Regions from separate parts of the Homo sapiens genome. Here region 1 is linked to region 2. Evidence: chromatin loops called from intact Hi-C (ENCODE). Cell type or tissue: endothelial cell of umbilical vein. All regions are shown on one strand. Each heading gives the region's core, and the rest is flanking DNA. Links, peaks and the distances in the headings are about the cores only.

Region 1 (16,075 bases), core at 5,068-13,067, 530 kb before region 2:
GCGTCTGAAGGCGGCCACAGAAAAAGGGAGGGAAAGCCGCCGCTCTTCTCCAAGTTGGTCCAGACTGAACTGAGAGAGTATAAGGAAAAAAAAAATCGGAAACTTTAACCCACTCCTGAAATAAAAAATAGAAGTTACCAAAGGGATGGGGAACACACATGCAGAGGCACAGAGAAGAATATGGATGAAAAAGTGGCCTCAGAGCCCGGTGTGGTGGCTCACGCCTGTAATCCCAGTACTTTGGGAAATCGAGGTGGGCGGATCACTTGAGGACAGGAGTTTGAGACCAACCTGGCCAACATGGTAAAACCCCATCTCTACAAAAAATACAAAAATTAGCTGGGCGTGGTGGCAGGTGCCTGTAATCCCAGCTACTCAGGAGGCTGAGGCATGAGAATTGCTTGAACTCAGGGGGTGGAGGTTACAGTGAGCCAAGACGATGCCACTGCACTCCACCCTGGGAAACAGAGGGAGACCCTGTCTCAAAAAAAAAAAAATATATATATATACACACACACACACACACACACACACACACACATATACACATATAAAATATATATACACATATATACATATATACACATATAAGTATATGTATATATGTATATACTTATATGTGTATGTATATATGTATATATGTATATACTTATATGTGTATATATATGTATATACATATATATAAAAATAAAAATTTTAAAAAATTTAAAAAGAGGAAAAAAAAGTGGCCTTGGGGCTTTGCGTCCAACTGTGAGAGGAAGTGGAGAAAGCTAAGAGAGGACCTCAGGGACAGAGAAGACGCCGATGGAGGTAGGGAGACCCGATGCCCTGGTTTCTTAACAGCTGCTGTGATGAAGTACCACAGGGATTTGTTCTCACAGCCCTGGAGGCCAGAAGTCCAAGATCAAGTTGTCCGCAGGGCTATGCTCCCCCTGAAGGCTCTAGGGGAGGATCCTCCCTCGGCTCTTCCAGCTTCTGGTGGCCCTGGCACTTGGTGGCATTCCCCAGCTTCTAGACACATGACTCTAGTCTCTGCCTCCACTACCACAAGGCCGTCTTCCCTCCACGTGTCCCTGTGTGGCCACGGGGCACTGTCCTCTCCGCATGTGTCATCCCTCCTTGTTTTATAAGGGTACCCAGTCATGTTGGACTTAGGCCCACCCTAATCCAGTACGAGCTGATCTTAACTAATTACATCTGCAAAGATCCTACCGCCAAATAAGGTTACAGTCACAGGTCCTGGGGATTAAGACTTCCATACCTTTCTGGGGTGCATGACTTCAGCATCGCTCCTTATTCTGGAACTTACAGGACAGGTCACTCTTGCTCTGTAGCTCTCCCTCGGAGTGACCCTGCACATCGGCTGTCTAGGAGGTGAGGCTGGAGAAGTGAGTCATGACCGCAAGGCCACCAGATCACCTCAGTACCACCTGTCTGGAGTTTTCCCTTCTTTCCCCCTTCCTGCCCCCGGTATCTCACTGCTGGGCGGCACTGGCAAGGGTTATGGTTCTTACCAAAGTAACACTCATCTGGAGCAACACTCAAAACCATCTTTAACAGAAATATTTGCTTCCAGTTAACACCGAATACAAAATCTCTATCTGTCCCTCACTGTGGATTTTTTACCTAGGCTTGCATTTCGTAATGAGCCAAATGAGGTTTGATTTTAAAGAAGCATCTGGGCTGAGGGCAGCAGCTCATGCCTGTAATCTCAGCATTTGGGGAGGCTGAGGCGGACGGATCTTTTGAGGTCAGGAGTTTGAGACCTGGTGAAACCCCGCCTCTACTAAAAAGAGAAAAAAAAATTACCTGGGCATAGTGGCAGGCGCCTGTAATCCCAGCTACTCGTGAGGCTGAGGCAGGAGAATCGCTTGAACCTGGGAGGTGGAGGTTGCAGTGAGCTGAGATCAGGCCACTGCACCCCAGCCTGGGCAACAGAGCAAGACTCCATCTCAGGGGAAAAAAAGTGTCTGACAAATTGGAATTACTATAGTCAATGTTCAAAGGATTCATAATGGGAGATTAGACATTTTCACAACTGAGTTGACCCCATTTCCCACACGACTTTGGGGGAGAGTTTTGAAGACCTTGGGGTCACAGCCAGGCACGTCACTTAACAGCAGAGTGATAATTAAGAGCACAGGCTCTGGAGCTGGTCACCTGGGTTCAAATCCTAGAGGAGTCAAATTCATAGGGACAGAAAGTACAATGGCAGCTGCCCCTCACTTGCTGTGTGCTCTTGGACACAGCCTGCTTCTGTAAAATGGGAATGATAATTTCCAGCTTTCTTGATTGTTCCATGATTGCTAGAGGCTGGCAGAGGAAGTTTATTCGTGGGCTTCTGAATCAGATGGAAGTAAGTCTTGAACTCCTGGCCTCAAGTGATCCTCCTGCCTCAGCCTCCCAAGTAGCTGAGATTACAGGCATGAGCCACCATGCCTGGCTAGACAGAAGTAAGTCAAATCCTGAATCTACCAGGTTCAGTGGCTCACGCCTGCAATCCTAGCACTTTGGGAGGCTGAGGCAGGCAGATCACCTGAGCTTAAGAGTTGAAGACCAGCCTTGGCAACATGGCAAAACCCCGAATCTACTAAAAATACAAAAAAAAAAAAATTAGCCAGGTGTGATGGCACATGCCTGTAGTCCCAGCTATTTGGGAGGCCGAGGCATGAGAATCACTTGAACCTGGGAGGTGGAGGTTGCAGTGGGCCAAGATCATGCCACTGCACTCCAGCCTGGACAACAAAGACTCTATCTCAAAAAAAGCAATCCTGAATCTGCCTCTTACCAGAAGAATGACCTCTGAGCATTTCCCCTGCCTCCCGAGGCCCCGTGGCCACATGTCCATACTGGGATGGCAGCGAGGACTGAGCAATGCATGTAAGCAGCACCAAGTGCCACATGTCCCCACGAGTGCGACACAAGCACCAGTGCTCCTGAGCTGCCTTTCTTGGCGTACCAAGCAGAATGTTTTAAAATGAAGACCCTGCCCCCCAGAACTAAACCGCACCCACAGCTCCCTCTGTAGTGGCCTGACCTTCCTCAGCAGGCTGCCCTGGAAGACAGAATTGCTTTCTTCCCCAAGTCGCTTGTAACAAGCTGTTGGGGAGGACGGACAGGGCAGCAGTGGGAACGGAGAAGAGAAAAGAAGTGTGCGTCATCTCCAGTGCCCGGGAAAGCCGCAAGGAAACCACACTGCCATTTTCAGAGAGCTTGACGGGGCCCTCCCTCCCCCAAGGTCTGCTCCAGGCTAACAGAGTATACGTTGTGCAGAGATAGCTTCCTGTGCCAAGATGTCCAATCCCTGTCGCCAGGGACTTGGGTGGGGGTGGCTGGGGGCAGTGGCAGAGGAGGAAAGGGCCGCAGCATAAAAGCCCCTTGTGCTGCTCATGGAGGAGACGCTGCTGCCCGGCGGATGGGGGAGGGGCAGCACTGTCATCTTCCTTTTTGCTCTGAGAAGGTGACTTGTGTGGTTAGATGGAAGGGGCCCCCAAATGAGTCCAGGAAACTGGGGCGCAAAAGGGAAGCAGCTCGTGTGCTTGTGTGGTCTGGAGGGGCCGACCCTTGCCGTCGACACCCCTAGCACAGAGCTGACCACGCATTGCCTGGTTCTGGGTCCCGTGCAGAGCATAAAAGAGGTGACCCAGGCTCTGCTCCCAGGGAGGACACAGGAGAGAGAAAAACACCACACAACGAAGGCTGGGGACAAGGGCTGGGCAGTACCAGGGCCAGGGCTCATGAGCATGCACAGTCCATGCTGTGATAAGATGACGAAGTCAGCCTGGGAGGGCCTCGGGGGAAAGAGGGCAAAGGATGTGAAGGCCCCTTATAAAGCACGGAGCTCTAGAAACAGGAGTAGAAGCAGTGGGAGGGCAGAGCAGCCAGGCACACTCACAGACCCTGCTCCTGGACCTGGGCTCCGAGTAGCCAGGCACACTCAGAGACCCTGCTCCTGGACCTGGGCCCCGAGGCTTGGATGTCAATTCCCTGCAGACAGTGGAAGCTACTTCTGAGACAGTTCTTCTCCTGGGGAGGCAGGGAGTGGGGAGTGCTTGTCCTGGACCTGAGTGGAAATAGAAATGGGCTGGCCATCTAGCTGTAGGATGTGTCATGGGTGTGCCAGGAAGCAAGAGCAGTAGCTTCACCATGGACAGTGCTACCTACCATCCACCAGGCTCCACTCAGGGAGCTTTTCCTAGAGAAATTCAGTTCATTGGTCAGAACAATCCACTGAGGTAGATACTATTATTCTCATCTTGCAGATTAGGAAACAGAGGCACATAAGAAAAGCAACGCATCAAGGTCATAGACCCAGTTGATGAAAGAGCCAGGATTTGAACCCAGGGAGTCAAGCCCCAGAATCCATGGTCTTATATAGCATCAATAGTGCCTATTCATCCCCCGAACACATACAATGAGGTATGAGGGGGTCTGCAGTAAGTTAAACTTGATAGGAAACAAGACCCACCCACTCCCCCAGGCTCTCCCACTTAGCTTCTCCTCCTGCCTGGCCAGGTCGCCTCATAGCCTAGAACACCCCAAAAGAGGTAGGTTCTGGGGCCAGAGACTAGACTAGGCACAGACTTGACTGCTGTCCCTCGCCTTTTTTTTTTTTTTTTTTTTAAGTTTTGAGACAAGGTCTTGCTCTGTTGCCCAGGCTGAAGCGCAGCAGCGCGATCTCGGCTCACTGCAACCTCTGCCTGCTGGGTTCAAGCGATTCTCCCGCCTCAGCCTCCTGAGTAGGTGGGATTACAGATGCATGCCACCATGTCCGGCTAATTTTTGTATTTTTACTAGAGACGGGGTTTCACCATGTTGGCCAGTCTGGTCTCGATCTCCTGACCTCAGGTGATCTGCCCACCTCACCCTCCCAAAGTGTTGGGATTACAGGCAAGAACCACCATGTCCGGTCTTGACTGCTGCCCTTACTAGCTACGGGGCTGTGGACGAGAGGCATCTCAGTGCCTCAATTTTCTACATCTGTAAAACAGGGCTCATCTTGGGTCCATGTGTGATGATTCAAGAGAATGAAGGTAAAAGACAGCACAGGACTGGGCACACAACAAGCACTCAGCAGAGCTCCCCTACATAACACTCATCATTACTGTGGTCCATGGACCAAGATGCAGGATGTGGCCCTGAGAAAGGCCCTTGTCATGATGATGCTCTGTGTTTGAGAAACAGAACTTTAAAAGTTAAAATTGGCTGGGGGTGGTAGCTCATGCCTGTAATCGCAGCACTTTGGGAGGACGAGGCAGGCAGATCACTTGAGTTCAGGAGTTTGAGAGCAGCCTGGCTAACATGGCAAAACCCCATCTCTACTAAAAATACAAAAATTAGCTGGATGTGGTGGTGCATGCCCATAATCCCAGCTACTCAGGAGGCTGAGGGAGGAGAATCGCTTGAACCTGGGAGGCAGAGGCTGCAGTGAGCAGAGATGGCGCCACTACATTCCAGCCTGGGCAACAGGCAAGCCTCCATCTCAAAAAAAAAAAAAAAAAAGTATACCCTGTAACTCAGCTGTGAATTAAAAAATTATTTTTCTCTCGGATATTATTCTGTCCCAGGGCCCCCATTTCCATGAAGTAGCCAAAGAAAAAAAAAAGGTCAATCCAAAGGAATTCAGTATCTTCCAGTATCAATTTCTTTTCCATGCTAATGATTCTCTTTTGGGATAATACTTAGGAATTCAAGAATCGAGATCCCTCCTAGGGCTGTGACTTCCTTCTCTCAAAAAGACTCCCCTTCCCTCCCTGCCCTCCTCTCATTGATGGCTTCTGCACACAGGGAAAGACAACAGGGAAGCAAAAGTCAAGGGAACACATTTTAAAAATACACCGTCCAATTTCAAGAAACTAGATTTTCAACAGATGAAAACAGTAGCAGAATAAATTGCAGAGTCCAGATCATCTTGTCGCATTGCCCAATGGAGTTCAAACGGATTAGTTTGTATCAAGAGCATAATGACAAACCAGGTATTATTATGCAAGGTTTTCATATTGTTTTACAGAATTTGAACTGGGGTGGGGTGGGGGAGGGAAAAAGTAAGGTCTTTGGAAGGTCTTTGGTCTTTCTGTTTGGAAGACAGAAAGGACTTTGTTTTATCCTGAGCTCCTGATTTCATGAACTAATTTCTGGTGGTAAATAACACTTTTTTTTTTCTTTTTTGAGACAGAGTCTCGCTCTGTTGCCCAGGCTGGAGTACAATGGCACGATCTCAGCTCACTGCAACCTCCGCCTCCCGGGTTCAAGCGATTCTCCTGCCTCAGCCTCCCGAGTAGCTGGGATTACAGGTGCCTGCCACCAAGCCTGGCTAATTTTTGTATTTTTTAGTAGAGACAGGGTTTTACTGTGTTTGCCAAGCCGGTCTGTATCTCCTGACCTCAAGTGATCCACCAGCCTCGACCTCCCAAAGTGCTGGGATTACAGGCATGAGCCACTGCACCTGGCTGCACTTTCTAGAAGGGTGATCTCTCATAAAATAATTCACTGACCATGGCGGTCTACGATTGCATCTTTCCTTCAATGCCTTCACTTTGAAAAATATAAAGGGTGGCCGTCGTTTGTCAGTCTTTACATATTTGGGGGACGTCTTCATTGTCCAACAAAGCCCAACAGTCTCATAGCCATGGATACAATCTGCCTTTCTCACATGATGCACGTAGAAACTGAGGCACATACAGTAAGGGCCGAGTGCTCAGTCAGGTTGTCAGGTGCTTGTCAGGTGAAGTCCCAGATGCTTCATAGAGAGATGTCACCAGGAGGACAGAGTGCTGAAATGAGCACGTGTCTTAAAATCCCTCCCAGGATTTTCTTTGTCTTTGTAGGAGTGTAAGAGTGTGTGTGTGTGTGTGTGTGTGTGTGTGTGTTTGCAGCCTAGCTGTCAGGAGGTCTGGATTAGAGAATTTCTCCATCCTTCAAAGGAAAACCATCTTTCAGAGTAAGTAGTAGCAGGAAGAGATGGATGACAGTAACTGGATTTGTAATACCAGTGAGGCCAACCCCAAACACACACAACCATCACCCTACATGTGGATTGTCTGTGCTAGGAGAAGAAAGTACAGGCGTGAAGAGTGCTAACTTCAGAACACCCCAAAATCAACTAGATTTTTCTTTTTGCCATTTTTGAGGTGATACATTTACTTTTCGAATGACTTCCGTTGAATAATGTTATTTGTTCCATCAGTCCTGGGGAGTGAAGAAAGTGGGTCGTAAAAGTCTGCCAGACACAGACGAAGCCAGACCAAGATGGAACCTTGTGGGCAATCTCAGGTTAGCAGGTAATCAGATCATTCACCCATCTGTCCATCTGTTTATCCAATTCAACCCAGAGATTCACAAGCACCAGGCTCCATGATGGCATATTTTGCAGGCAAATGGCTATTAAGTTCTTCATTCTCCTCCACGTGTTCTGGAAAATCACCAGGTTTCCAGGTAACGACGGGATTGTATTTGTCAGCACAGAACTGGGGATGTGGAGGACAAAGTCTCCAAGGAGTAGTTCTTCTTCCCTGGTAGGATTTCTCAGTCAAAGAAAAATCTTAGACGTGCAACTATTGGGCGATCAGTGGTGCTAACACGGGAACACACATCTTACTGGCAAAACACTGTCCCTTTTATTTTTTTTTTTCTGTAAAACGTTGCTCTTATTGGGAGCTTGAAAAGCATTATCATAAAAAGCCATGGGAAGGGAGAAGGGGAGAGGAAAGAGAGGGACAGAGGGGGATAAGAATTGCCCAGGTTTGGACAAGGACTCTGGAGATGAGGCCCAAGATGATTCATTTCTCCCTGTTCGCTTCCCAGCCCTCAATCCCATCTGGCTCCTTTCATTTGAGTTTTCTATTGCAATGCACAAAACAGATAATTTTCCAAAAGCTTGCTCAAAAGCTTCCAGGTGGTCCAAGAATGGGAGGGGCACTTCTTGCAGTTCAAATGGGACAAGAGAAAAAACATCAAGAAAGCGGTGGGGGGGAGTGAGCTTCAGAGGGGAAGCTGAGACAATGAGGAAAGCAGACCTTTTGAGACATCCTGGATGTTCCCTCCACCCTCTGAAATGGAAACATGACCAGCTACAGACAGATCAGCTCTTAGAGGGGAGGAAAGAGCCCCAGGGTTCAGGAACCAGGAGCTCTGACTTGAGTCATCCCTGATGACTTCCTTTTCCACTCTGAGACTTCAGTTTCTTCACTTATAACATTAGAGACTTGGGCTAGATCAGGGATTTTCTGCCAAGTGCAGAGGGGAACTTTCATGGAAAGGGTGGTATCTATTCCATCCAGAGTGTTCGCTTAGGAACTTGTTCCAAAAGCTCAACTGCTAAAAAAAAAAAAAATACTTAAGAGGCAAGATGATCTTTCAAAGTCATGTCCAGCCCACCAGTCCTACAAATTCAAGCCTGTTTTCCCAGTTGCAGTTGATGAAATAACTATTCTAAGTTCTCTCTCTCCAAAAAGATGAATCCTGTGCTCAGTGAATCTCTGTGGATTGAAGGGATGGATGGATGGACAGACTGATGAATGACTTGATGGCAAATTACATAGGATGGTGAGAACCTGTTTGATCCTGGTCTGGCTTTGCCCATGCATCCGGTGGACTTCCTTGGCCTGGCCCACTTTCTTCACTTCCCAGAACGCATGCAATAAATAACATTATGTTTTTAAGTCACTAGAAAAGTAAATGTCACCCTCTCCCCTCCAAATGGCAAAAAGAAAAACTGAACTGATTTTTGGGTGTCTGGAAGTGAGGACTTTTCGCACCTCTATGCTCCCCTGCTAGGGTAGACCATCAAAAGCTTGGAGTAGCTTCTGACACTTTAATTGGCCCATTTCACATTTCTACCCCTCTACGTAGGGTCACATAAAAGCTATACTTTTATTCCCAACATGGGAAAATAAGACAATAACGAGCTTTATAAATGCTTAATTAAATGGGGGGTGAAAAATCAGGGTATAACAGCCAGAATATAAGGATGTTACTATTTTGAAAAATATCCAAAGCAAAGTTGGACATGTCCAAAGTTACATGTAACTTACATATATGGTCCTTAGCCTTCTGCAGATACACCTTCTGTACAAGCCGAACATAGATTTGGATAGCGACACACAGTCACCTTTCCTGGTCAAACTTTTTCCTTCTGGTACTGTGTCTAGCAACCTATGCTACCAAGCTACCGCGTGGTGGCGCCGTCTGTCCACCGCTGCCAGCCGGCACTTTCAAATTCCACTGTCTCTTTGTAAGGTGAGGCTGTGTAGTGTGGCAGGATGAGCCAGGAAAACTGAAGAGAAGGAGCTGCCAATAGATCACTCTAGAATTCCAGACAGGGTAGTGTGATAGGTTCAAGAGAAGAGCTTGCCTGCATAAAATAAAATTGAGAGCACAATGTGCGATTGCAGATAAAGAATAGAACAGGATTGTGCCGAAGTGACTCAAGGGTGGGAGGGGCATTTTTCTGCTGTGAAAGGGTGGGGACAGTGGGATCAAGATGTCAAAGTATTTTCTCCACAAGTACCTTAGTGTCCTCAGGCTGGGTCTCCAATTCTCAGGCTAAAAGCCACTCTCCAGGGAGACCAGGCTGGGAATGCTGAGACCCAAGTTGCTAGGCAGGGAGGAGGTTAAGATCAGCAACTTTGAGGAAGTAAGGGTCTCCCTAGGATGCTCCACGAGTCTGGGAGACTGAGTGCTGCCTGGGGCAGGTCTAGGCATTGCAAGAGCAGCTGCATGGAGGCTTGGAGGGAGCCAGTGAAGACAGCTTGCTTGTTCAAAGATGTTAGAGTGAACTATAATTAAAATGTTTCCATGTGAGTTCTCCGAGACTCCTCCCCGCCACAACAATGAAGTCTCCTTTGTAACTTCTCTACAGGTAACCTGCAAGCATGCTTTCAATAATCTACAGGATGCACACCTGGAGTCCCAGCTACTTGGGAGGCTGAGGAGGGAGGATTATTTGAGCCCAGGAGGTCAAGGCTGCAGCAAGCTATGATTGTGCCACTGCACTGCGGCCTGAGCAACAGAACAAGATCCTGTCTACACACACACACAAACACACACACACACAATCTACTGGAGCAAAAGTAGAGGGGCTGCTTGGACAGGTAGACACACATGTAACGTATCTTACACATACAGACATGCTCATCTACTAGCTAATGTTGATGAATGACCAGGAAAATATGTCAAAATATGCCACTTTTCTTTCTAAATAAAGGGTTGCTTTGTTAACTAATGGCTGCTGTCTTAAATAATTGTTAATATATCAACATATATATGTATAAGCCAGGGGAAAGGATTTATCTGACTTACGATCTTTCCTCTTTGATCAGAGAGGCAAACATATATCTTAAAATTGGTTTTGATGCCTCCATGTGTAATTTAATGGGCTATACTACATCCAAATGTAGACTAATCAACCATGCCTCCTTTACCAAGTGTCTGGGTGTTGATTAGCAGTAGCTGGTCCGGTCATATCTTGGGGATGTGTTTTGTGGACTATCCATGGCACACTAAAGTTCGCAGCCAGCCTCCTCTGCTGTGCACAGCCTGCTCTGGGATGGCCGCTGCACCTGTAGGTCAAGGCAGGTCCACAGACTACAAACGTCTCTTGACGCGTGCTTAGTCAAAGCTTAAAACAGGAAGTGGTATGTGAAGCTGAGTGTTTAAGCATAAACAGTCTTACTCTCCCTGCTGGTTTGAATGATGCCTGCCACTGAGTGAAGTGGGAGCTGAGGGCATGTCTCCTCTCCAGAGAACATGTTCTTTGAAGTGACGATACAGCAGAAAGGAAAACCGCTTAAGCATGCAATTCCCCAAGCACATACGGTCTGAAGAATTCCTCTGTGATTGAAACAGAAAGAAACTGCTATGGGACCAGAACAGAAAGAAGCAAGCTGGGGCCAGGCACAGTGGCTCACGCCTGTAATCCCAGCACTTTGGGAGGCCGAGGCGGGTGGATCACGAGGTCAGGAGATGGAGACCATCCTGGCTAACACGGTGAAACCCATCTCTACTAAAAACACAAAAAATCAGCCAGGCGTGGTGGCGGGTGCCTGTACTCCCAGCTACTCGGGAGGCAGAGGCAGGAGAATGGTGTGAGCTCAGGAGGTGGAGGTTGCAGTGAGCTGAGATCGTGCCACTGCACTCCAGCCTGGGTGAAAGAGTGAGACTCCGTCTCAAAAAAAAAAAAAAAAAAAAAGAAAGAAGCAAGCTGTGTTTCCCTTGAACTACAGGCCTCCCTCTGCTGGCTGAGAGTCTTCCTAATTCAGGAGACAATGACCTCTGAATGAACACCTTGGTGCAAGCTGACCTGGCCAGGTAGGGAGGTGGACAGATGGGAAGGAGCTGGGGAGGGCTCCAGGAAGGTGAGGAAGTAACGGCATCTGTACACCAGATGGCAGCAGCCACACACACATGATAGGCGAGGTGCCTGCCTGTCTTCTTCCCAGGTCAGAAACCCCTGAAGTGGGAACTGAAGACAGTGCCTTCTTGGAATAGTTCCTTTTCTTGTGGGTGGCTATAATGCCACAGGCGACGTTTATATGAAGCCTCCTGCTTCAACAGACAGGGCACAAGCAAGAGGTCATAAAAAAGACAGTTGGCCTCAGAGTATTTAATGATGAATATGGGCTAAAAACAGGGATTGTGTCCACTAAAGGAGGGGTCTAACGCTTTCTGAAAAGGGTCAGATAGCCAGGTGTGGTGGCTCACGCCTGTAATCCCAGCACTTTGGGAGGCTGAGGCAGGCAGATCACTTGAGCTTAGGAGTTGGAGGCCAGCCTGGGCAAACTCAATCTCTACAAAAAATACAACAATTAGCTGGGTGTGGTGGTATGTGCCTGTAGCCCCAGCTGCTTGGGAGGGATGCTGAGGTGGGAGGATCGCTTGAGCCCAGGGGGTCGAGGGTGCAGTGAGCCATGATTGCACCACTGCACTACAGCCTGAGTGACAGAGTGAGACCCTGTCAAAAAGAAAGGGAAAGGGAAAGGAAAGGAACAAAGGAACAGGGAGGTCAGATAGTAAATATTTTCAGCTTTGCAGATAGTAAGTATTTCCAGCTTTTCAGCCTTAAGATTTCTCTGGCCATTATGCAGATCAGCCACTGTAGCACATATGGAGCCAAAGACAATATGTAAACAAATGGGTGCGCGTATGCTCCAATAAAGCCTCATTTCCAGAAATAGGTGTTGGGCCAAATTTGGCCCGCAGACCATAGTTTGCCAACCCCTCCACTAAAGGAGTCATAAACTATCTGGCTCAGTTAGCTTGGTGCACGTGTACCCTGGGCCTGTACTGGGTAACGCTTTCCCCAATCTGTGTAAATGGAGTCCTTCTTCCCTCTCAGTTCACTCCACGGCACGAGATTAACCTACGTCTCCTTGTCACTTGGACTCAAATTCTCCCTTCTCCCTTCCACGCGACAACAAAATCAGCTGGCAAACGCTGTCTGTGGGTTCTGTACGCAACAGCTCTTCCTGGGATCAGTCCTCATTCTCATGGTCATCACAACATCCAGTATCTTCTTCATTGCTGCTAAAACACACAGCAGTGGGGTGGGCTGTAAATATTCTTTTTCAGTTGGTGCATTCTTCACACTGGTTTATCTCCCCACCTGCTCTCCCAGATTATTTTATCTTAGCCAGATGCATGTTTGAGTTACCTCTTGGGTGATGTCTCTTGCCTGCATCGGAACCCACCATAGTTGCCAACTTTTTGCTGAGTAATGCACCTGTTTCTTTCCTGCCTCAATCCAATCCTTTATTTATTTAGTTTTATTTTTTTTGAGGCACAGTCTCTCTATTGCCCAGGATGGAGTGCAGTGGCACGATCACGGCTTACTGCAGCCTCAACCTCCCTAGGCTCAGGTGGTCCTCCCACCTCAGGATTCAGAGTACCTGGGACTACAGGTGCATGCCACCCCACCTGGCTATTTATATATATATATATATATATATATATATATATATATATATATATATATATATTTTTTTTTTTTTTTTTTTTTGTAGAGACAGGGTTTCATCATGTTGCCCAGGCTGGTCTTGAACTCCTGGGCTCAAGCAACCCACCTATGTCAGCCTCCCAACATGCTGGGATTACAGGCATGAGCCACTGCAACCAGCCAATCCAATCCTTTAGACATACCTTCTCTAAAGCACCAGAAAATTCTATCTCAGTCATATCGGTTTGTCCACCAGCCCTGAAAAAACCTTGGCACCTACCTTGGCATTTGCTCAGAGTACTACCTGCCCTTATCATCCCCTTACCAAAGCAGACCACCCCTATGCTCCTGATGAAATGTAGACCATTCTATGAAGAGCCCTTGAGAGGAGCAAAAAGCTTGCCTGTCTTCTACTGGTTTCTTGGTCTGGCTTGGATCAAGCCCTTTGGAGCTTGGACTGTGTTAATCTTATGCCGCCTATGGGCTTAACTGTCGATTAATAAATTACTATGGGTATCTTTTCTGCTATTGACTTTCAACTATATCACATCGAAATCAAGACAATGCGGTCTGAATGGCATTGATCTTAGGGTATGTATTCTGACTCTCTCTGTGGCAGAGCACTCTAATCCATTTTAGGAACCCTCACGTGGCTTGAAATGAACGTAAGCTTTCTAATGACTGGGCTACAGTTTATATATGTCCACTGCATGCATTTTGTTAACTTAATATCTGCGTCATCTACAAGTATCAGACAGGGACATTAAACTCCCCCACCATGACTGTGTTTCTCCTTGCAATTCTGATGATTTTTCCTTTAAACAGTTCGAGGCTTATGTTGCTAGGCGCCTACAAACGCAGCATCAGGATGTCATTCTGGTACATTACTTCCCCTTTCCTTAAGTACTGACCTTTATCCCTTATCTGGCTTTCTGCCTTCAAGTCTGGTTTGTCTGAGACAAAAATGTAATACCCGCTTTCTTTTGATTAGCGTTTGCCTTGTATCTTTCTTCCTTTCAACTTTACCATGTCATATTTTAGGTGTGCCACTTATTAATCACTTAGAACTGAACATTTAAAAAGCAAAACCTCTTTGAAGAGATGAATTCCACCATCTGACGGCTGAATTATTTCACTTTGATTTTCCATCTCTCTTCCCAGTGTTTATTCGTTCATGCATTCTCACTTCCCTCCTCCATCCTATACCTCTCTCTCTCATTAGTAGTTGTCCTTTTAGATTCACTAGCATATTATTATTTTTTGAGACAAGGTCTTGCTCTGTCACCCAGGCTGCAGCACAGTGGTGCAATCACAGCTCACTGTAGCCTTGACCTCTCAGGCTCAAGTGATCCTCTTGCCTCAGCCCCCTGAGTAGATGGGACCACAGATGCACACCATGATGCCTAGATGATTTTTTTTCTCTTTTATAGAGATGGGGTCTCCCATCTTTATACTCAGCCGAGCAATAGGAACTATAGGTGTGCGCCACCACGTCCGGCGAATTTTTTGTATTTTTAGTAGAGACGGGTTTTCACCATGTTGGTTGGGCTGGTCTCGAACTCCTGACCTCAGGTGATCCGCCCGCCTCGGCCTCCCAGTGCTGGAATTGCAGGTGTGAGCCACTGTGCCCGGCCAGCCATGCCCATTTCTTTACGTATTATTTAGGGCTACCTTGGCACTTGCACGACAGTCAGTCAAGCAGTTGTGACAGAGATTATATGGCCCACAGGCCATCTGGAATTCTAAGAGAAAGTTTGGCAGCTTCTACTCTAGAATGGCAGTTACTTTTTCTTGGCACTTTGAAGACAGCATTCCCCTGTCTTCAATTAGAGCTCAGAAATCTTCTGTGAGTTGAACTGTCGTTTCTGTGTAGAGAATCCGTCTCTGCCTCCGGTATCTCCAGATTCTGTCCCAGTCCCTGGTGGATATGGTTTGGATCTGTGTCTCCGCCCACATCTCATGTGGAATTGTAATCCCCAATGTTGGGGGTAGGACGTGGTGGGAGGTGATTTGATCATGGGGGCGGCTTTCCTCCTTGGTGTCTTTTGTAAAACTATTATATTATTATAAATCTATCCATTATTAAGTATTAAAAAGTGCTTTCATTTGTGCAACCTTATGCAGTTTTTTTTTTTAAATAAACCTTTCATTTTAGATTAGCTTTAGGTCTACAGAAAAGCTCAAAGATAGTAGAGAGAGTTCCTGTGTACCCTGCCCTCAGTTTCCCCTATCGCTAGCATCTCACTTTGGATGGAACATTTGTTACAACTAAGGAACCCATATTGGTGCATTCCTTTTTTTGTTTGTTTGTTTGTTTGTTTGTTTGTTTGAAATGGAGACTTGCTCTGTTGCCCAGGCTGGAATGCAATGGCGCGATCTTGGCACACTGCAACCTCCACCTCCCAGGTTCAAGAGATTCTCCTGCCTCAGCTCCTGAGTAGCTGGGATTACAGGTGCCCACCATCACGCCTGGCTAGTTTTTTGTATTTTCAGTAGAGGTGGGGTTTCACCATGTTGGTCAGGCTGGTCTCGAACTCCTGATCTCGGGTGATCCACCCACCTTGGCCTCCCAAAGTGGTGAGATTACAGGCCCTTTTCTTTTCTTTATTTTTTTCTTTTCTTTTCTTTTTTTTTTTTTTTTTTTTTTTTTTGAGACAGAGTCTCGCTCTGTTGCCCAGGCTGGAGGGCAGTGGTGAGACCTCAGCTCACTGTAACCTCAGCCTCCCAAGTAGCTGGGATCAAAGGCACCTACCACCACACCCGGCTAATTTTTGTATTTTTAGTAGGGATGGGAGGGTTTTGTAGGCCAAGCCGGTCTTGAATTCCCGACCTCGAGGGATCCGCCCGCCTCGGCCTCTCAAAGTACGGGATTATAGGCGTGAGCCACGGCACCTGGCCATGTGCATTACTTTTAACTACACTATATTCAGATTTCACTAGTAACTACACTATATTCAGTGTATTCAGATTTCACTAGTTCTTCCCTAACGTCTCTTTCCTGTACAAAGATCCCATCCAGAACAGCGCCTCGCATTTAGTCTCCTTCGTCTTCTCTGGACTGTTTCTTAGACTTCCCTTGTTTTGGGACCATCTTGGCAGTTTTGAGGAGGGCTGGTCAGGTATTTTGTCCCTCGGTTCGGGTCT
Region 2 (15,805 bases), core at 453-8,452:
CCCACAGATCGCCTCCCACCTTCTTTCAAAGCCTGCTCAGAACCAGCAGGGACTGTCTTCCTCCCAGGCCATCACCCTCCCAGCATCCAGTGCTCGGAGGCCCCAGTAGCCGTCAGTAGCTGCCCCAGTGTTGGCGCTGTCTGGCCTCTGTGATACTTAAACAGGTGTCCAACATTCAGTCATCTAGACCAGGGGTCAGCAAGCTTTTTCTATAGAACACCAAACAGTGCATATTTTATACTCTGCAGGCTACTGGGTCTCTGTTGCAGCCACTGGACTCTGCCATTGTAAGCACCAGAACAGCCATGGCCATGTCCCAACAAAACCCTTTATGAGCACTGGAATTAATTTCACATGTCACAAAATATTTTGATTTTCCTCCCACTTTTTACAAACCATTCTTAGCCCCTCGCCTGTACAAAGACAGGCAGCAGGCTGGACTTGGCCCACAGGCTGTAGTTTACCAACCCCTGACATAGGTGCTCATCAACACTTGGGTCTATAGAGTGTGTGTGTCTCTCCATAGGGACTGAGCACAGTTCTCAATCAGGGCCAGCCCTGATTCCAAAAACCATGCGTGCTACCCAGCTAGCAGAAGGAAAGCCTTGGACTGGTCAACAGAGAAGTCCTACCCTACCCACAGCAGAGATTCTAGAGGTTGGAGAGTAGTCTGGGAGGAACAACCACATATATGTGTCCCACATGCATGATGACATGCCTTTCAAAGGAGAGTGAGGGTTCGCTGGGAACCATGCAGTGCTGCTGGGTGAGCTTCCCTGGGGAGCAGAAAGGAGTGGGAATAAAGGGATGAGGGATGACGGCACGTGCCTGCCTGCACTCACCTTCATGTAACTCGGGTTGAGTAAAAGATTCATCTTGGGACTAAGGGAAGTGGAGAGAGAGACGATTACAGCCCAGCTCTCGCCCTCCCATCTTCTGCTCATTAACATGCTCTGCGCCAGCCTGCTGCAGATTTCATATTTCAGAACCCTGTAGGGAAGTTGCCCTCCCTTAGCCAGGGCGTGAGGGAGAATTACAGAGGACTGGGGAGAAATGGGCATTAAGTGTTTCTTCTCTTATTACTAGAACAGTTTGTGAAAAGATCGACACCTATCCCCAGCATGAATACACATTAAGAGGATGGGTTAGAGTTCTGAGATTGCCAGGGTCAGGCAGTGGTGCCAGGAAAATACTGGAGCGGATGCTTGCCAGATGCTTCATTTTCCACTAAGGACCAGCGAAGGTATGGAAAGATCTAGAACTAGAAGGCCAGGCCTAGCACTCTGGTGGGAGTTGGTAACTGAGGGATCATACTTACTGAGCAAATTGGCACTTGGGTCCCTCGGGGCAGAAGCCAACTAAATAGTTGAGACACATTATTCTGGGGACATGGCGGTATTTACACAGAGGACCTGCTGAGCAAAGAGAAAGTGATGAGAAGGATCCGCTTCAGCAAGAGGGGAAAACACACATGAAAAAGCTCCCTAGGAAGGGTGTGGATGGTCATAGGGGCTTCACTTAATAGGGGTGGATAAATCTTCCCATCCTTTCTGTACCACCCTAAAGCATCCACTTCTAGCCATGAGACAGGGATGGGGAAAAGGAACCTTGGAATGTGCTGGAGCAGGTGTCAGCTGGCAAGTTCTGAAATAGAGTTGGAAATGTCACTGACATGCTGTGTCCTGGAGGACTGCATGGATATGAACCACACTTTGTTGCCTTTTATTTATTTAAGTATGGGAGGTACAGCTGAGAAAAAGCTGACCTGGCCGGGTGGGGTGGCTCACACCTGTAATCCCAGCATTTGGGAGGCCAAGGTGGGTGGATCACTTCAGCCCAGGAGTTCGAGACCAGCCTGGGCCACATGGTGAGACCCTGTCTCTACTAAAAATACAAAAATTAGCTGGGCATGGTGGCACACACCTGTAACCCCAGCTACTTGGGAGGCCGAGGCAGGAGAATTGCTTGAACCTGGGAGGTGGAGGTTGCAGTGAGCCAAGATCGCACCACTGCACTCCAACCTGGGTGATAGAAAGAAAAAAGCTAACCCCACAATCCTACTGATCTTCTCAGCAGCCCTCACCCCCGCCCAGATCCCTAAAACCAACAGCACTAAGAACTCCGTAAGAAAAACCTATCTGAAGACAAAGGAGAGGGAGAAACCCTGTTGCTTAGGGCATGGGAACCCTGCTGGGGTAAGCTGCCTCTTAAATTTGGCTGGCAGCAATGGGAAAGGTAGGACATGCTTAAGCAACACTCAGGACCCCCCAGGTGGGTAAGTGGAATGCGGAAGAGAGCACACATGAACTAAGCGTCTCCTATGGGCCTGACCCTGTGTCAAGAGCTTCCTGTGTGGTTCAGTAACTTGGAGAAAGGCATGCAGCTGATACATGCTGAAGGTAGGATTTGAACCCAAGTCAGTCTGCCTCAAGCCTGTTATGGCCCCACACCAGGCTGTGTTTTGTGTGTCACAGCAGAGCTGGAGGAGAACTACAGAAAGGCCTTCTATTTGGGGTTTCTCCAAGGCACAGCCTCATCAGGAAAATGGCCCCTCCCCTGCTGAGAGCTCCCACCCTGATCCCCACAGCCCCTAGGGCTCCCTGGCTTCCAAGGCCTCACCGTCCTTGCAGAAACCTTGGTCATACCAAGGACAGTCCTGGGACTTGAAAGCTGGCTTCACATGGAGGAAGGAACACTCCTTGTTGCTGCAGTCACCTGAAAATCCCAGCACTCTCTGTAGAAGCAGTTTCTCTTTGTGATCACTTCTGTGTCCCCAAACCAGATTGACCTTGCCCCTCACAAACACAGAAGACACTGGCCTTTATTCTGGGAGTCACCAGCTTTTTGAAGATGGAAAGTATGCCTAATCCTTGCTGCAGTCTAAAAAGGGTGGATCCCAGTCCTATTTGCTAAGCAGGGCATGGTCTGAATATACACCTCTGGAAGAGTAAGAGTGAGGGACCCCAGATGGAGAAGGAGGCACTGGAACTGAAGGCCATTAGAGGCTAGCAGGAACAAGGAGAGCCGAGAAGGCCTGCGACGTTAAGTGGAGATATTTCCATGTCGCTGTAACTGCAGCCCCCTCTTCATCTCTACTACAAAACCCATGCTGCCTGCAGAGCCTAGGGAAGCTGTTCCCCTTGGTGGAAATGCAAAGAAAAGCAGAGCCCTGCTCAAGGTGGCACAGGTATGAAAAGAAACATTCTACAGAGTGGGCACCTGCATTATACTAAGCCTGCGTCATCATCTCTCTATGGATTAGACCAAGTCTCAGGTTTAGTTTATTTCCTACAGGGAGCCAGCCCAGTAGGCCCAGGCTACCCAAGTGTCATTATTATTATTATTATTTTGAGACAGGGTTTTACTCTGTTGCCCAGGCTGGAGTGCAATGGCGCAATCTTAGCTCACTGCAACCTCCGCCTCCCGGGTTCAAGCAATTCTCCTGCTTCAACCTCCCAAGTAGCTGGGATTACAGGCATGTGCCACCACGCATGGCTAATTTTTTGTATTTTAGTAGAGATGGGGTTTCACCATGTTGGCCAGGCTGGTCTTGAACTCCTGACCTCGTGATCCGCCCACCTTGGCTTCCCAAAGTGCTGGGATTACAGGTGTGAGCCACCACGCCCGGACCCAGGTGTCATTTTAAGAGCTCTCTTAGATTTCTCTTAGGAAGAAAGCTCTGAAGGAAGCATGGGGGAAGATTCATCCCACTTTCACTTCATTCAAGTTGAGAACTCATGAATCTTTCCAACTTCATCCTCCTTAAATGTCTACAGCTCAGTGCTTTTCAGAGCTGAAGGAGCGTCGTAGCGTCTATTCCACTGATTTTCAAATTGCTCCAGGAAGATCTATTTTATACACTGGGCCTCTACAGAGCAAGGTTTCGCCTAAAGGAAAGTACCCCTAGGCCAGGCACAGTGGCTCATGCCTGTAATCCCAGCACTTTGTGAAGCCGAGGTGGTGATCCTTAGGATCACCTGAGGTCAGGAGTTTGAGACCAGACTGGCCAACATGGTGAAACCCCATCTCTACTAAAAATACAAAAATTAGCCAGGTATGGTGGCACGTGCCTGTAGTCCCAGTTATTCAGGAGGCTGTGGTGGGAGAATCGCTTGAACCTGGGAGGCAGAGGTTGCAGTGAGTCGAGATTGTGCCATTCCATTCCAGCCTGGGCAACAGTGCGAGACTCTGTCTCCAAAAAAAGAAAAAAAAAAAAAAAAAAGGAGAGTACCCCTGATTCCTAAGAGTTTAAAACCACCATTCTTTCCCAGCCCTCTCATTTCACAGAGAACGCCAGGGCTCAGAGAGGGGAAAAGGCCACATCCATTTCATTCAGCTTCCTCACGTTCATGAAGGGTTCATTTGTTCATTGTCAGTATACAGCACTGGGCAGAGTGCTGACTCTGGGCTTGAGCTTTCTAATGAATCAAAGTGACATCACCCCCTAGGTGATGCTGGCCAGCATTTGATGGATGGAGATAACAGAAAGTCATCTACACTGGTTGCCGTTCTGCTGCGTGCACGTCTCTGCATTCCTGGCCTGGCCAGCAGGTGGCAGCAGCACCTCAGCCTTCAATCCGCCTTTCAGAGACGGGGGTACTGGGCTGAAGACCCCGGACACCAGTCCCTTCCAGTGACTCTGTCCCACTCCTACACCTCCCCAACAACACTCTGATTCCAATTAGAGTGATCATCACTTTGATATTCGAAAGCCATATGCATTCATTTACTGTAAGAACAGTAGATTACATCTTGTAATCATGGGCTTACAAGTCTGTCCTCTACTAATTGGAGTTATCTGGGGGCGGAGGGGGACCTGGTCCTGTTCCTGTATCCATGCCCAGGAGCACCTGATCCCCAAACAAACACCGAGGGCTATTGAGGGAATAACTAAGTAGGTGGCATTTTATTACTAAAGTCACAGAATGCTAGGCAGTGACCAAGGGGAACTTGGATAAACATTGTCCTTTCAGGGGAGACATGGGGGCAGCTCTCAGGAACTGCCATGCCTTTGCCTCCCAGGAGCAGGCAGGAAATGGAATATTAGCCTGGGTGGGGCTCTGACTGGCCTAGGCAATGCTTTGCCTCCTTCTCAGGTACCCAGGACCCTCCCATTGGCACTAATGAGGAGCAGCCGCTTGGGGGGCCCTGAAGCTGGCTGCAGCCACATTTGGAAGCCAAGCCTCCTGAGTCAGGGGCATCCAGGGGATTCTGCCAGCTCTCTCTTTGTAGGTCACTCTTTATGGAATACAGTTGGAAAACCACTGGACTAGATAATCCGTAAGGCTCCTTCCAGCTCCGAAAAGCTCTGAGCTGTAGAATCGTATTGTGAAGGGTGAGACCTGAAGCACATTTACAAATTCCTTTCTTAAGTAAGCGGGAAAGTGGCTGCAGCTGCCCCATAAACAGTCCCTTGATTAAAAGGACAAAGGAGGCCGGGCACCGCAGCTCACACCAATAATCCCAGCACTTAGGGAGGCCAAGGCAGGTGGATCACCTGAGGTCAGGAGTTCAAGACCAGCCTGGCCAACGTGGCAAAACCCCGTCTCTACTAAAAATATAAAAATTAGCCGGGCATGTTGGTGGGTACCTGTAATCCCAGCTACTCAGGAGGCTGAGGCAGGAGAATGGCTTGAACCCGGGAGGTGGAGATTGCAGTGAGTCAAGATCACGCCACTGCACTCCAGCCTGGGGGACAGAGCAAGACGCTGTCTCAAAAAAATATATAAAAATAAATAAAAGGACAAAGGATGCCTTGAAGCCAGAGGGAGGTAAGATGCTGGTCCAGGCTTGACCGCACAAGATGACTTTAGGTGCTAGACCTCTGAACCTCATGGATTTATGTTTACAATGACCTTTGATTTCCAACAAGTGATGCTAGTTCTCCGTTTATGGAAACAATGCAAAGTTTCTTCTAAAGTAAGAGTTAAAATAGCAAGACCGTTGGAAGAGCAGACAGTGGTGCTGGGGCTTTGAGGGTACAGCAGGCATCGTGAATGTGGCTCTGAAGGCCTGATATTCGAGAAGTTCTAGCCGGGGCCTGAGAGATGGCTCATTTGAGACATTTCAATATAGTCAGGCTGGGTGTGTGATGAACCAAGAATGGGGAGAGAAACAATCCCTTCTTCCCTTTTGGGGGTATCTGGTATGCACCTTGATCCAGGGGGCAGTAAAGGGCAGGGACTTCAGGGTGCACTTCTGCTTGTCTAGGGGTTTGGAGAACAGACACCTGAGACTCAGACAGGTCTCTCTGGCCTCCAGGGACATGTCCAGCCTCCTCTGCGTGCCCGCTCCTCTAGAAACCTTCCCATCTCACAGCCCACACTGCCACCCTCCAGGGTGAGGCACCGAGCCAGGAAGAGGCCTTACCAAACTTGGAGTAGAAGTAGCACTCAGGCATCCTGGTGAGGTCATACTGGTGCAGGAACTTGCAGTGATCACCCTTCTTGCAGAGCCCCCGGAGCCAGTGCTTGCATACCACCATCTTCTCCCCTCGGTCATGTCGGAAGGGGCAGAGTTTCCCTGGAGATGCCAGAGCACCTGGCTGGGAGGCCCCTCATCCACAGCCTGGGCCCAGCTCAGCCCTCCAGGGGATTCCCCAGGAGGGTACCTGACTCAGTCCCCAGCGGCTGTCCCCTTATCCCTTCACCTGGACCCTGTAGGGGCTGGAACTGGGAGCCGAGGCAGCATGAAGGGAGAGCTTTTTTTTTTTTTTTGAGACAGAATCTCGCTCTGTCGCCCAGGTTGGAGTGCAGCGGCGCGATCTTGGCTCACTGCAAGCTCCGCCTCCTGGGTTCACGCCATTCTCCTGCCTCCATTTCCTGAGTAGCTGGGACTACAGGCGCCAGCCACCACGCCCTGCTAATTTTTTGTATTTTTTAGTAGAGACAGGGTTTCACCGTGTTAGCCAGGATGGTCTCGATCTCCTGACCTTGTGATCTGCCCACCTCGGCCTCCCAAAGTGCTGGGATTACAGGCGTGAGCCACCGCGCCCAGCCAAGCTCTTGTTTTTGAGATGGCGTCTCGCTCTGTTGCCCATGCTAGAGAGCAATGGCACGGTCTCAGCTCACTGCAACCTCCACCTCCCAGGTTCAAGTGATCCTCCTGCCTCAGCCTCCCAAGTAGCTGGGATTACACCTGCAACTACACCCGGCTATTTTTTTTATTTTTAGTAGAGACGGGGTTTCACCATGTTGGCCAGGCTGGTCTCGAACTCCTGATCTCAGGTGATCCATCCGCCTCAGCCTCCCAAAGTGCTGGGATTACAGGCTTGAGCCACCGTGACTGGCCAGGGCAAGCTCTTCTTAAAGCACAGCTGTTCCCACTACCACACCTTTGCCCATCCTTCCCATCTGCCTGGAGTGCCATGCCCTTCTCCAGGGAAGTACCTGGGCTCAGAACAGCTGCCTCCTTTTCATTCCCAGAGTGCCTAACACCCCCTCTCGTCCTGCCAGGGAGCGGGGCCAGGCTTTCCAGCCCAGAATCCCCACACCCAGCCCAGCCCCTGGCACATAGTAAGTGCTCAGTAAGGGTGTGTTGAATTCCCATCTTTAAAAACATCAAATGTTATGCTTCCCGATTCCAGAGACCTAACAGGGTGACAGAAGAGCCAACTTTGTAATGATTTATAAGGAATATTCCATGGAAATGTTACATTTAACTGCTTTATCATCTTCACTCAAGTCTGCCTTGCTATTAGCAGGAAGGACACCCAGTTCCTAAGTTTCTTTAATTTATTTATTTATTTGAGACAGGATCTTAGTCTGTTGCCCAGGCTGGAGTGCAATGGCAAAGTCATGGCTTACTGTAGCCTCAACCTCCTAGACTCAGGAGTTCTCCCATCTCAGCCTCCCGAGTAGCTGGGACTACAGGCATGCACCACCACACTGAGCTAATTTTTTTATTTTTTGTAGAGACAGGGCTTTGCCATGTCATCCAGGCTGGCAGTTCCTGAGTTTCTAAGCAGGTCCAGCCTCATGCCTGGCCAGTTCTCTGACATAATTTGGGGGCTAGGGGAGGTGTTCTTTCCATTTTTCCTTTTTTAAAAAAAAAAAATTATGTTTTGTAGAGATGGGGTCTCGCTATGTTGCCCAGGCTGGTCTTGAGCGATTCTCCAGCCTCTGCCTCTCAAAGTGCTGGAATTACAAGTGTGAGCCTACTCCCCCGGCCAAGGTGCTCTTTTTAAATACCCCTAACCTCCACCCCTGGCTATTGACTTGCTTGGTTCTGACCTTCCACCATAATAGCTTTCTTTCTTTGCAGAAGGGTGTTGCTAGGAACCACTGCTCTAGGGACTGGTTGGGCTGAGCTGAGGAGATGCCACTCAGTCCACATTGAGCCTGCAGGGTCCTGGGTGCACAAGGCCTTGGGCGACCAGTGATCCCATTTCCCTTCTCCCTGTATGGTCTAGGGCTGGCCCCAAGACAAACAAGGCAGGTGGGCGAACATGGCCCCAGGTCCTCCTTTCCTGGTCCCCTCCAGCCCCCCAGCTTCCAGGGACAGACTCATTTGGATCAGAAAACATGTCCTAAACTCTCACACCAGTGAGATTTCTTAACCTAAATGTATAGGCAAGCGGGAGGAAGACAGGGAAACCCTAAAACTGGAAGCCAGTTTTTTTTGGCAATTGTATATTTCTGTTGAAAGAGCCTCTACATGAGCCATGAGCCAGAAGAAAAGTTGAAAACTCTTATATTTGAATCAGGCCTTCCCAGAATGGCTGCATTTGGGGAGAGGGGCCTAGGAAGACAGTATTGACCCAAAGTCAGGGCAGGAGAGAAGTGGAGGATGCTTTTTGATAGCATTTCAAAGATGGTGGCAGGTGCTACCTCAGGGCATAGGGAATGGATGAGACAATTGACCAGTTTACAAACTGAGTCAGAGCAGGGGACTGGGGGAGAAGGATGCCTCTCTTCTAGCTGGGAGGAAATCAAGAAAAACATTAAGAAGCTGGAGCCTCCTGGGAATGCACAGGCCAAAGCTCAGACACACGCCCATCCCAGCAAGGCAGAAAGAAAAAAATACCCCTTTCCAGGCAGCCTGGTTACCCTGATGCGAACTGCAAACTATGAAGACTGCTGCTGAGGCGGGAAAATCTTAGGGGAGGGGCAGGCTGCTCGGTGGATCCAACCACTTATCCTTTGTCTACCTGTAAGTCTAAAATTCTGCTCCATGGCCGGGCATGGTGGCTCACGCCTGTAATCCCAGCACTTTGGGAGGCCCAGGCAGGTGGATCACCTGAGGTGAGGAGTTTGAGACCCGCCTGGCCAACATGACAAAACTCCATCTCTACTAAAAATGCAAAAATTAGCCGGGCTTGGTGGCATGCACCTGTAGTTCCAGTTACTCGGGAGGCTGAGGAAGGAGAATCGCTTGAACCCAGGAGGCAGAGGTTGCAGTGAGTTGAGATCACGCCAGATCACTCTAGCCTGGGCAACAGAGCGAGATTCCATCTAAAAATAAATAAATAAAATAAAAATAAAATTCCGTTCCATCCCAATTTTCCCTCCCCAGGTGCAAATTCGACACCCTATCCCAGGCCAGGCAGAGCCCCTGCTGGGTGTAGCTCAGACAGACCCTACACTCACCCAGCTTGGGGCCCAGGCCTGTCTGCTAACTCACCTTTCTCACAGAGCCCTTTAGTGAAGAAGTTGCACACAGCTGAGGCCGACTCTGGAAGGAGAAGAGGGAACGGAGAAGGTAGCTTCCCCAGAGGCTGCAGCTGTTCCGGAAGCCTCCACCTCCATCGGCATGTCCCACCTAGACCTCCCCCAGGCTCTGGCCTATGGGATCCCAAATCTGGGCCCTGTAGAGGTTAACCTGCAGAGCCAGCCAGCAGACCTCAACCCTTAACCCCCCAACTCTGAAACAGAGGAGCTCGAGGGGCTCAAGCCTGGCCCAGGAGCTCGGGAGGCCAGTGTGGCTTCTCTCAATTCACCGTCTCTCTGTGCCTCTCTTTCTCAGTCTGGAAAATGGGTTGCCCCGAAGCCACAGAAGAGAGAGACAGAGAAGGGGCGGTCGCATCAGGGAGTTGAGCAGAGAGGCCTGTAGAGAAGGAAGGGGGAGGGAGGCTGGGCGTGGTGGCTCATGCCTGTAATCCCAGCACTTTGGGAGGCCAAGGCGGGCGGATCACGAGGTCAGGAGATTGAGACCATCCTGGCTAACATGGTGAAACCCGGTCTCTACTAAAAATACAAAAAATCAGCTGGGCGTGGTGGCGGGCGCCTGTAGTCCCAGCTCCTCGGGAGGCTGAGGCAGGAGAATGGCGTGAACCCAGGAGGCAGAGCTTGCAATGAGCCGAGATTGTGCCACTACACTCCAGCCTGGGCTACAGAGCGAGACTCCGTCTCAAAGAAAAAAAAACAGAGAAGGTAGGGGAGGGAAAGTGGCCCCACCCTCACTCACTGTCCATGCCCTGGAAAGGCAGGAGCCCAGTGCCCTTCTGCATCTCGACATCCTTCTCGAAGGCAAAGGTGAACCGCTCTAGCCCCGCAATGACCTCTTGCATCTTCCGTCTCCTGCTGGGGCTGCGGAAGCTGCTGGAACCCAGGCAGGTGGGCCCAATATAGCTCATCAGAGGCCCTTAAGGGGCCAGCGCCCAATGCCTCCCCCTTCACCCCAGGGTGCCAGTGGCCAGGTGACTGCAGGGGACGCTCCAGCCTGGGCTGTACAGGAGCAGGGCCCAGCTGCCTCACCCGGCCCACCCAGTGCAGGGGCAGACACCCCAGGGCCCCTCACCCCCACACTGTGTACACAAGGCTCACTCGGATAGGGAGGGATTCGCAGAGCCCCACAAACTGCTTATCTTTGCATGTTACCGAACACAAACGTGGCGTGCACACAGACATTACCAAACCTGGGCTCATACTTTGTCCATGAAGACACAGCCACAGGTTAGCAAAGAGTTGCACAAACCAACCGCAGCAAGGCTGTTATTCTGCCAGAGCTGGGGGTGGTGGGGGTTTGCAGAGGGAGGGAGCCGTCCCACCTCCCCGCTTCTTCCCATGAGGGAAGGGGTCTCCCTCTGGGGCCCCTGACACCCCTTTTCTGGCCTGAGTGACAAGCCCCGAGTGAGCTCTTCGTGGGAGACAGGGAAAAAGGAATGAAGAGGAGAGGAACTGAAACAGTTGGATGAATGGCGCTTTGTTTACCTCGCACACAATCGCCAGCTTGGCGGGAGGGCGGAACCGACCAAGGCCAGGGCGGCCTCCCAGCCAGGATTCCACAGGGCCACCCAGTGCCACCCCACCCCTGAGAAAGTGCTTTATAAATGAAATCTCTATGCAAATGTTGTTTTATTATTATTACACCACCCCTGCCTGCAGGGCTGGGGACATCTGACAATGCTTTCAAAGGAGCATGTTAGGGCTCTAATTAGACCAGGTTCCCCCTCCCCCTGCTCTGGCCCCAAACTGGCCTTGCCTCTAACTAGAGCTGCTGTTCTCAGTCACATTGGCTTTTAATGCCCATAGAACCAGAACCCATACGCCCTCCTTTCTGGGTGCCCAAACCCAGCAGGGAGAGGTGGGCAGCCCCGCAGGCTCTCAGCTGGGCCAACATGAACTAGCCTGCTGGCTGTTGTTCCCCGTGGCTGTTGCTCCTAGATCTGTTCTTTTGAACTCCAGATCAGAAAAGAAAATAGCTGGAGAGATAGACACCTGGAGCCGAGGTGGGACTGGGAGGAGCAGGGACGAGATCCAAGAGTTTCCAGAAGCTCAGGCCTCTGACTGCATCCTGGGAGAGGCAGAGGGACCCAGCTCCAGGGCTAGAGGGTGGGGCCAAGGGGGTCCCTGGGGTAGAAACCCTGGCTTCTCTTGGCCTTAGTTGTATGCGTTGATTAGTAGTCCCAAGAATGCATTCATCTGTCAACACAGGCTCATTAAAGGCTCACAGAAGCCTGGCAGCGCAGGCAGGACTGATGAGGGAATCAAAGCCCAGGGAGGCCAAGACCACATGGTTTGGGAGGCGCTATGGATGGGGTTCACATCTAGGTCTCTTGATGACTTCCTTCCCTAAACATCCCTGAGCATCTCTGCACTAGGGCCACGTCCCTATCCTCAGAGATGGCCCCATCAAGGAGGGGACATTAGCCATTCACACAATAATGCGATGGAGGCATGAGGGGCCCAGCAGGGCAGGAAGGGGTAGCAGGCAGAGCTCTCTCAATGGAGAGTCATGATGATGGGGAGAGAATGTTCTGGAAGAAGGCCAGCAGTATGAAGGTTGGGGCATGGAGCAATGTGAAGGCTGAGGAGGCGCTCAAGGGTTTGGTTTGGCAGAAGCGGGGGTAAAGAGGTGGAATGGGGGCAATGAGGCTTAAGAGCTGAGAAGGGACCCAACTCTGGGGGGCCTGCTGGGGCCAGCTTTGGGGGGAAGTGATCGTGAAGGCAGCAGAGCCACCACAGGGCTCTGAGAACTGTACATGGCTCTCTGAGGGATGGTCGGGGGAAGACTGGACAGGGGCTGCTTAGAGGATGAATTTTTTTTTTTTTTTTTTTTTTGAGACTGAGTCTTGCTCTATTGACCAGGCTGGAGTGCAGTGGCGCGATCTCGGCTCACTGCAACCTCTGCCTCCCAGGTTCAAGCAATTCTCCTGCCTCAGCCTCCTGAGTAGCTGAGATTACAGGCCCACACCACCACACCTGGCTAATTTTTGTACTTTTAGTAGAGACAGGGTTTCGCCATATTGGCCAGGCTGGTCTCGAACTCCTGACCTCAGGTGATCTGCCTGCCTCATCCTCCCAAAGTGCTAGGATTACAGGCATGAGCCACCGTGCCCAGCCTGGGGATGATTTTTTAAAATCATGAGAGCCCTGGGGATATAGCCCAGAGATCTTTCTGCTACTCTGGTGGCCTGCAAGAGTTAATTGATGAGGGATGAACATGAAGGAGACTCCTGGTTAAGACTCCTCCCTCCAGCACCCCAGCTTCTCTGCTCCTCCACCAGGGGCTTCCCATCCCACTTCTAGGTGCCTGGCCAGCAGAGGTGTGTGGTGGGTGTCACATGGATGAAATCCCTTCTCCCAGTGGCTCATCATTAGTTTGGCACACAAACAACGGGGCTTGCATTCATAGTTTTTGCTTATTCAAAATACCTTCTGCAGTAAATTGAACTGGCTACCCAAAAAGTCTAGGTCTAGGCCAGGTGCAGTGGCTCACGCCTGTAATCCCAGCATTTTCAGAGGCCAAGGCAGGAGGATCACCTGAGCCCAGGAGTGCAAGACCAGCCTGGGCAACAAAGCAGGACTCCCATCTCTACAAAAAATTAAAAAATTATTAGGTGGGCATGGTGGCACATGTCTGTAGTTCCAGCTACTTGGGAGGCTGAGGCAGGAGGATTGCTTGAGTCCAGGAGGTTGAGGCTGCAGTAAGCCATGATTGCACCACTGCACTCCAGCCTGGGTGACAGAGCAAGACCCTTTCTTCAAAGGAAAAAAAAAAAAAAGGCCAGGCATGTTGGCTCACTCACGTCTGTAATCCCAGCACTTTGGGAGTCCAAGGTGGGTGGATCAACTGAGGTCAGGAGTTCAAGAGCAGCCTGGCCAACATGGTGAAACCCCGTCTCTATTAAAAATACAAAAAATTGGCTGGGCGCGGTGGCTCACGCCTGTAATCCCAGCACTTCGGGAAGCCGAGGTGGGCGGATCATCTGAGGTTGGGAGTTCGAGACCAGTCTGATCAACATGGAGAAACCCCGTCTCTACTAAAAATACAAAATTAGCCAGGCGTGGTGGCGCACACCTGTAATCCCAGCTACTTGGGAGGCTGAGGCAGGAGAATCGCTGGAACCCAGGAGGTAAAGGTTGTGGTGAGCCGAGATCGCGCCATTGCACTCCAGCCTGGGCAACAAGAGCGAAACTCTGTCTCAAAAACAAACAAACAAACAAACAAACAAACAAACAAAAATTAGCAGGGCATGGTGGCAAGCACCTGTGGTCCCATCTACTTGGGAGGCTAAGTCAGGAGAATCGCTTGAACCCAGGAGGCGGAGGTTGCAGAGAGCCAAGATTGCACCACTGCACTCCAGCCTGAGCAACAGAGCTAGACTCCATCTCAAAAAAAAAAAATAAAAATAAAAATAATAAAAATAAAAAATAAAAAAAATCAAAGTCTTAACCCCTGGTACCTGTGAACATGAACTTCTTTAGAAGCAGGGTCTTTGCAGGTGTCATTCGGGTAAGGATCTCAAGATGGGACATCCTGGAATTAGGATGATTCCTAAACCGAGTAACTGGTGTGATTATGAGAGAAAGGAGAGGGATAATTGAGACACAGGCACAGAGGGGACACAGAGAAGGCCATGGGGAGACAGAGGTGGAGACTGGGGTGACCCAGCTTCCGTGGATGGCCAAAGATTGCCATCTGCACCAGAAGCCAGGAGAGAGATGTGGGACAGACTCTCCCTCAGAGCCTCCAGAAGGAACCAACCCTGCCTATATCTTGACCTCAGGCTTCCAGCATCCAGAATGTGAGAGAATGAATTCCTATTGTATTCAGCCACCTTTGTGGTAATTTGTGACAGCAGCTCTAGGAAATGAATAGACCTTCTCACTTGGCATTCAGATTCAAGGCTGGGCGCGGTGGCTCATGCCTGTAATCCTAACCCTTTGGGAGGCCAAGGCAGGAAGATCACTGGAGCCCAGGAGTTCGAGACCAGTCTGGGCAACATGGTGAGATTCCATCTCTACAAAAAATTTAAAAATTAGCTAATCATGGTGGCGCATGCCTGTAGTCCCAGCTGCTACTCAGGAGGCTGAAGCAAGAGGGTCCCTCGAGCCCGGGAGGTCAAGGCTATAGTGAGCCATGATTGCACCACTGCACTCCAGCCTGGGTGACAAAGTAAGACTCTGTCCCAACAGAAAGAAAGAAAGAAATTTGGTTTGGGAAGATCCCACCTTTTTTTTTTTTTTTTTTTTTTTGGCTGAGTTTTGCTCTTGTTGCCCAGGCTGGAGTGCAATGGCGCGATCTTGGCTCACCGCAACCTCCGCCTCCCAGGTTCAAACGATTCTCCTGCCTCAGCCCCTCGAGCAGCTGGGATTACAGGCATGCGCCACCACGACTAGCTAATTTTGTATTTTTAGTAGAAACGGGGTTTCTCTATGATGATAAGGCTGGTCTCGAACTCCCGACCGCAGGTGATCTGCCCGCCTTGGCCTCCCAAAGTGCTGAGTTTACAGGTGTGAGCCACTGTGCCTGGCCGACCTCACCCCTTTTACAGATGAGCAAACAGACACCCAGAGAAGTTGAGTGATTGTTAAGCTTTGCTGAGGCCGGGGGAGCTGCCCCACCTCATGGCTCTTGAAGCCAACGAGTGTCCCCATCGTACAACAACAAAAAGCAGTGCCCCAGCCCTGGGATGTCCCCTCTGAAACCTCACAGCCCCCTCTTCTGTGCCCTGGAGCTTATCCCTAGCCCTTGTGTTTCCGTTTATTAATTGATTCATGGTGCTAAGTGGACACTCAAATCGCTGTACAAACAGAAGTGTGAATTTTTAATCACCATCATTATGAGGCTCTCATTTAGCTCGGGCTGCAAATTTCTGAATCGTCATCATCCAGCTCCTTCCCCTTTATTAATGCTCTGCTCTGAAAAGCGGGGGTGGAGGTGGGGGGAGCTTTGGAATTCTCTGGCTGCAGGGCCTGGCAAGGTCATTCATGCCCATGCCCCCGGCCTGGGATCAACGGCAGCCAGTGCTTTGCTGGACAGATCGTGGCCATGACCACCTTTCTTTTATCTGGAGTACCTGCCTTCCTCTCCACGGAGCGCCCTGCCTTTATGGCGACAGTGCAGACAGGGGCGTCAGGCA

What was found. Hi-C counts contacts between places; a loop is a spot of excess contacts. Peaks named below come from ENCODE experiments on the same cell type or tissue, not always from the same donor. Only the 100,000 strongest peaks of a DNase experiment are listed, where the experiment ranks them.
Region 1: it touches region 2 in a loop (6-fold over the local background); 45 of 110 quality-filtered maps call a loop at or near these places.

The regions. Positions count from the first base shown.
Region 1 is chr17:72,716,485-72,732,559 of GRCh38, forward strand. All of the region lies in intron 7 of SLC39A11 (solute carrier family 39 member 11), which reads right to left. Among named protein-coding and RNA genes, the nearest start is that of LINC00511, 84 kb to the left of the region's middle. RefSeq lists enhancers at 2,783-3,461, 3,462-4,139, 9,057-9,126, 11,206-11,500 and silencers at 4,822-5,037, 9,177-9,246. In endothelial cell of umbilical vein, for the core only: CTCF peaks have their summits at 9,156 (motif pointing right) and 11,372 (motif pointing right); DNase peaks (open chromatin) are centred at 9,177 and 11,377.
Region 2 is chr17:73,251,312-73,267,116 of GRCh38, forward strand. It overlaps CPSF4L (cleavage and polyadenylation specific factor 4 like), which reads right to left and starts at 10,569. Exons shown (of 6, transcript NM_001129885.1): 1 at 10,405-10,569; 2 at 9,622-9,672; 3 at 6,370-6,522; 4 at 2,620-2,715; 5 at 1,319-1,412. The coding sequence starts at 10,507. RefSeq lists an enhancer at 4,260-4,389. In endothelial cell of umbilical vein, for the core only: a CTCF peak has its summit at 4,545 (motif pointing right); a DNase peak (open chromatin) is centred at 4,550.